Linked DNA regions of Homo sapiens: region 1 is linked to region 2. The links are chromatin loops, found by intact Hi-C in ENCODE. Cell type or tissue: mammary epithelial cell. All regions are shown on one strand. Links, peaks and the distances in the headings refer to the core of each region. The heading gives the core; the rest is flanking DNA.

Region 1 (2,920 bases), core at 236-2,735, 120 kb before region 2:
TTTAAAAACTCTTCAGTCATACGGTGCTGACTGGTATCCCATCATTTCCCCAATTAAACAGCAGTGTTTCTAATGTTTAAGCATTAAGCATATTAATCATGACTTGCATTTATAAATGGTGTTACAAACATTTACTTTATTTTATATACAGAATTTTTATCAGGAATAATGACTGAATTTTACTAAATGCTGGAAACTTATTTGAGGTAATCAAACTTTTCTACTTTGTCTATTAATATAGTAAATTACATTAGTAGGTTTCCTAAATTTGAGCAACACTAGCATTTGTTGGGTAAACTTCATTTGTATATAGTGCATAATTCAAATTTATGATTAAATTTTCTTTTCAAATATTTTACTTAGGAATTTGGTATCAAATAGATGTTAATGACATTGGAATGTAGTTTTATCTCCAAAATTGTACTGTGTAAAATTTTCAAGCATACATAAAAGTTGATAAAATAACACAATTCACTACTGTACATTTTTTCAACTAGATTCACTAATTACTTATATTTTGCTACATTGGTTCATTATCCCTATCACTCTATCTCTATCTATCTATCTATCTATCTATCTATCTATCTATCTATCTATCTATCTAATTCCTCCATCCAACTAGCTAGCTGACCCTTGTTAATTTACAGACATCACAACACTTACTTCTAAGTATTAATACTTTAGCATGACTCTTCTAAAAATAAGGATCTTCTTCATAACATCATCTCACTAGTACACCTAAAAAATTATAATTTCTAAATATTATCTAATATCCAATCTATGTTAAAATTTCTCCTTTTATAGTTGTTTTTCCCCTTGAACTGGTCAAGGCTCACTCATTGCATTTAGTTTTTCTATCTCTTTAGTTTCTTTTTTTTTAGTGCACTTATTTTTTCATGGTATCGACTTTGTAAAGAGTTCATTCCAGTTGTATTTTAGCATGTCCCATATTCTGGATTTGTCTAATCCAGACAAAATTTGTTAATTTGATTAATTTGTTGATCTCCCTCACGTAATTCCTGTGAATTGATCAGCAAGGTCTTAGGTTTAATTAGAATTGGATTGAACATTTGTGGCAGCAGCACATCAAAAGTGATGCGTGATTTATGTTGCATCATATCAGGAAGTTGATGATGTCAGCTTGATCCAGTATTACTCACACAGGTGGTGAACTACACATACTGTGTTGTATAGATCCATGTTTCCCTGTAAGAAATCTGCAGAGTGATGCCTTGACAACGTGTAAATATTCTGGCTTGCAACAGTCTTTCACACAATGGCTTTAGTGTACATTGATGATCCTTGCCTGAAACAGTATTTAACACAGAGAGTTGCAAACGGTTATTTTCTAATTCTATCATTCCTTCTTCACTCATTCTTCTGTTTTTAAAAAAAGGTTTCTGTTTCTTAATTTCTCACTCTGTATTCAGAGATTTTTATTTATTTAATGTTTTATATGTTACTGACAATATTCTTTTTGGGTTTCAAATTGTCCAAAATGTAGCCAGTGGGAGCACTTTAAACTGTCTTCTTTTGTCATAATTCCATTGAATTTTAGACATTGCCTTGGTTTCTAGAGCAACAGGTGTTCCAAGCCCACCTTGAATTTTCCCTACTCCAGACCTGGCATTACCTGGTTTTTCATGGAGAGTTGGTTATTTTTAGTGGACTTTGTGTGTGTGTGTGTCTGTGTGTGTGTGCATATGTGTCTATGTTGGGTTACACCTTCAACACTCAGCCAAGGTAATTGACAACTTTGTTCTGGCCTTTACTTCCTGCTTCCTTAGAGTCTGTAGGTTAGCCATAGATGACAGCTTAGGACCTTCTCAGGTTGTTTCTGGGCATGCACAAAGCTCTGGCATACGCAGAGCCCCACATAGACATGCGGTCTTCTAGATTTTCAGGAATATGTTGGAGTTTTTCAAAACCACCTGTGGACATCTCATTCCCAGCTTTTTGGTTAGCTTATTGTTTTCCCCAATTGTTATCCACCACCTCATGCAGCCTCAATGTTATATAAGTATCTCTGATTGTTTTGGACAAATGCCTCCTGGGGAAAAGCTGTTTACACTGGGCAAACTCCCAGTTAGATAAACCAAAGACAGCTTTGTGAGTGAAGTCTTCCAGGGAACCACTACACAGGTCAAATAATAATTGGGAATTGGGCATTGAAGGAGCTCCAAACCCATTCTACCCCTGCAAAGTCTGCCAGGCTGCTGGTTTGCACTATGATTACGGGCTGTTGTTTTCAAGGTTACCATGGAGGTGGAGAATGGGGAGAGATGGAAATAGGCAGCTTAGCATGCCACAAAGCTCACTGTTCTTACTGAGCATTTTTCTTTGATAATTACTGCTCAGATTGTTGCAAGCCTTTGGTTAATTTCCAGAGTTTTAAAAATGTTGGTTCTGACCATGTTTTTACTGATTTTATGGAGGAGAGGATTTTTCAGAAGTCTTTATCACTTTTGCTTGTTTGTTCAAATTAGTCTCTACAAAAAATTCAAAAATTAGCCAGGCATGCTGGCATGCAACTGTGGCCCCAGCTACTCAGGAGGCTGAGTTGGGAGGATTGCTTGAGCCCAGGAGGTAGAGGCTGCAGTGAGCCTAGATCAGGCCACTGCACTCCAGCCTGGGTGACAGAGTGAGACCCTGTCTCAAAAAACAAAAACAAAACAAAACAAAAGAAAAACAACAAAGCATGATGAATGCATTAATCTTTTCTTTACTTACCAGTTTTCAAAAACGATGAGCTGTTTGCTAGCCTCCTTAAAATGACTGATGCTGTAGTATGCATCATTTCCTTTCCTTTCCTTTTTTTTTTTTTTCCCCCTGAGACAAGCTCTCACTGTGTTACCCAGGCTGGAGTGCAATGGGTTGATCATAGTTCACTGCAGCCTCAACCTCCTGGGCTCAAGTGATC
Region 2 (2,920 bases), core at 245-2,744:
TAGATCCCTCACGTGCACAGTTCACAGTAGGGTTTGTGTTCCTATGAGAATCTAATGCCACCACTCATCTGACAGGAGGCGGAGTTCAGGCAGTAATGGCAGTGATGGGGAACGGCTGTAAATACAGATGAAGCTTCGCTCACTGGCCTTACTCACCTCCTGCTGTGAGGCCTGATTCCTAACAGGGGGTTCGGTGGTTGGGGACCCATGATCTAGATGATTCCCTGGTTTCTGGCTTGAGTAAATTGGCAGAAGTTGACGCCATTAACTTGGGGAATATAAGAAGAGGAGAATAATTGGGATGGGATAGGGTAGGGGGCATATAACATGTTGAGATCAGGGGTCCCCAACCCCCAAGCCATGGACGGATACTGGTCCATAGCCTGTTGGGAACTGAGCTGCACAATAGGAGGTGAGCGGGAGGCAAGCAGGCATTACCACCTGAGCTCTGCCTTCTGTCAGATCAGCAGCGGCATTAGCTTCTCATGGGAACACAAACCCTATTGTGAACTGCGCATGCGAGGGATCTAGGTTGCAGCTCCTTATGAAAATCTAATGCCTGATGATCTGAGGTGGAACAGTTTCATCCCAAAACCATCTAGCCCCCAATCCCCACCCCGACAACTGGTTTGTGGAAAAACTGTTTTCTATGAAACCAGTACCTGGTGCCAGAAAGGTTGGGGACTGCTGGTTTAGATTATGATCATTTAAACTTGAGGGACCTGGAAGAGATTTCCAGTAAGAAGTGGATAATTAGGTCTGAAGTTCCAGAAAGAGATCTAGGCTAGACAGATAAACTTGAAGGCATTAACCTAGAGTTGTTAGTTAAAACTACAAAATCATCCAAGGAAAAGCATAGAGCAAGAGAGATAGTGGCTGTGCATTGGCACCTGAGGGGTAGAAACAGCCAGCTGGGTACTGGCAATGGTGGTCAGAAAGGACCAGAAAAAAAAAGGTAAAAAAAAAATCTTGGGGAGGAGAGACTTCTTCATGAAGTGAGTGATTAAAGTTACCACATGCCCTAAGACGGTCAAGTAAGAATACTGAAGAGAAGGCACTGAATTTGTCACTAGGGGGCCCTTGGTTGTCTCTTCCAAGTAACATTTAATGTGGTGTTGGGAGCAGAAGCCAGACTGAAATTGGTGGAAGAGTAACACAGAAGCAACCTGAATTTACTGTAGCCGGGCCTCCATGGGCCTCAGGGGCCTCCACTGCTCATTTCAGAATCCACCCACAGCATCCCTGGTGGCCTCCTCTCAGCCCACTGTGTTCAGAGAAGCCTGAAGAGAATCCAAAGTATCTGCCCAGGTTCTTGGTACAGCTTCAAATGAGCTTCTCAGATCTTTACTCCTATTGGGAGGAGTGGAAACCAGCACCAGCCCAGCAGCCATATTCAGGGCTGGTTCCTGAGAGGCCAGGGTTCCAGCAGGGTAATAGGAAGGTATTGATGCTGTGTCATGGCCAGAGCAAATGCTGCCAAGACCATGCAGAAATATCCAGCCAGATGGCTTGGGGTAGAAACCTGGCCTGGCACCAGGACTTGAAGCCATGCCAGGGATATGACTGGAGTAAAGGCAGGACCCAGTAAGCAAGGAGCTGAGGTCATTGCCATAGATGGCCTTGGGCACCCAGAACTGGCCTTGACTGGGTGTGGCAGACTGCACAAAGACCCAGAGAGAGGAGTTACAGAAGAAAGCTCATTTCATTTTCTAGAATGTGGCATTTCTCACATTTAGCACAGTGGGAGAGGTGGAGGGATGGGTTAATGCTCTTGCACAGCCCAGCAGCCCCTTCAGGAGGGTGCTGCAGTTGGTACCTGGCCACTGTCTGCAGAGTGCATGATGCCCCTGCCTAATCAGGCTTGGCCAGTGTTGCTGTTTTGGGGCATCTCCAGATGAGAGAGGAAGGTCACCCCAAACCAGACCGGTTTCTTGCCCAAGAACTATGTTTGATGATGCCACGTTCCAGGCATTGCTCTCAAGGAACTCACAGGAGCCCCAAGAAAGGAAGTGGCTCAAACTGTGGAACCTGGCAGCCTGGCAGAGCCCATGAATTCCGATCTCTGGCTGGAATCCCCGTTTACTCCCCAGGCACACCTGCCAGTCAAAATGCCCCATACCCCAGTGTGAGCAATGGCCAAAGCAGAGTTGGGAAAGGGACCATCTGGGGCCACAAGGCCTGCCTTCCAGTAAATGGGCATGCAGCCACAGGGAGCAGCTGGGCTTCTTCTGTGTTCACCCCACCATTTGGGCAGGCTCTTCACCAAGGCTATGCCCTGCCCACCACCTGAGGCTTCATGGCCTCCCTTAGAAGGAGTCAGAATCCCATCAACTTTAAGCCCCAAGCTCAGCTGAGGGACATGTGGTACCAGTGGAAATGAGCATCACTGGAACCCACTTTCCTGCTGGTCCCAGGGCACCAGGATGCTTTGTGGGTTTCATGTTAGAATCAGGTCATCCCCAGCTTGAGCTGTTTAGCCAGACGTTTCCCCATGTGTGCTTCCGCACCATCCCAGTGAGAGCAAGAACATTCAAGCTTCCACCCGATCTGTAGCAGCCACTGCTACCTTGAAACAATCGATCTCCACATATTCCTTAGTTGTATTAATTCAAAAGTTTGACTGAACACAGTTTATGCTCTGCTTGCAAAGAAGTGAGTTACAAAACCATCCATGTGCACATCCATCTTTTATATTGTCCACCACTGAAAGGCCCATAGCCAGACAGTGTCCACCTGGATCTTTTTAAATAAAAATGATACTTACACGGGTAGGCATACCTTGCCTTGTTACAATAGGCTACTTCTAAGTATTCATAACATGCAATCCAATTAGTAAAAATAGAAGCAGGTGAGTAATAAAAAAAGGAGAACAAACAACGTTAATATGTGATTGTGTCTTGAATTTTATATTCCTTTTACA

The links. Peaks named below come from ENCODE experiments on the same cell type or tissue, not always from the same donor. Only the 100,000 strongest peaks of a DNase experiment are listed, where the experiment ranks them.
Region 1: a loop joins it to region 2, with 5 times the contacts of the local background. A loop is called at or near these places in 2 of 110 quality-filtered maps.

What each region holds. Positions count from the first base shown.
Region 1 is chr15:83,853,355-83,856,274 of GRCh38, forward strand. The region is part of intron 7 of ADAMTSL3 (ADAMTS like 3); the gene reads left to right. Among named protein-coding and RNA genes, the nearest start is that of ADAMTSL3, 200 kb to the left of the region's middle. In mammary epithelial cell, for the core only: no CTCF peak of the experiment used is centred there; a DNase peak (open chromatin) is centred at 1,197; H3K27ac peaks cover 2,465 bases.
Region 2 is chr15:83,976,645-83,979,564 of GRCh38, forward strand. All of the region lies in intron 20 of ADAMTSL3 (ADAMTS like 3), which reads left to right. Among named protein-coding and RNA genes, the nearest start is that of GOLGA6L4, 260 kb to the right of the region's middle. In mammary epithelial cell, for the core only: no CTCF peak of the experiment used is centred there; a DNase peak (open chromatin) is centred at 1,557.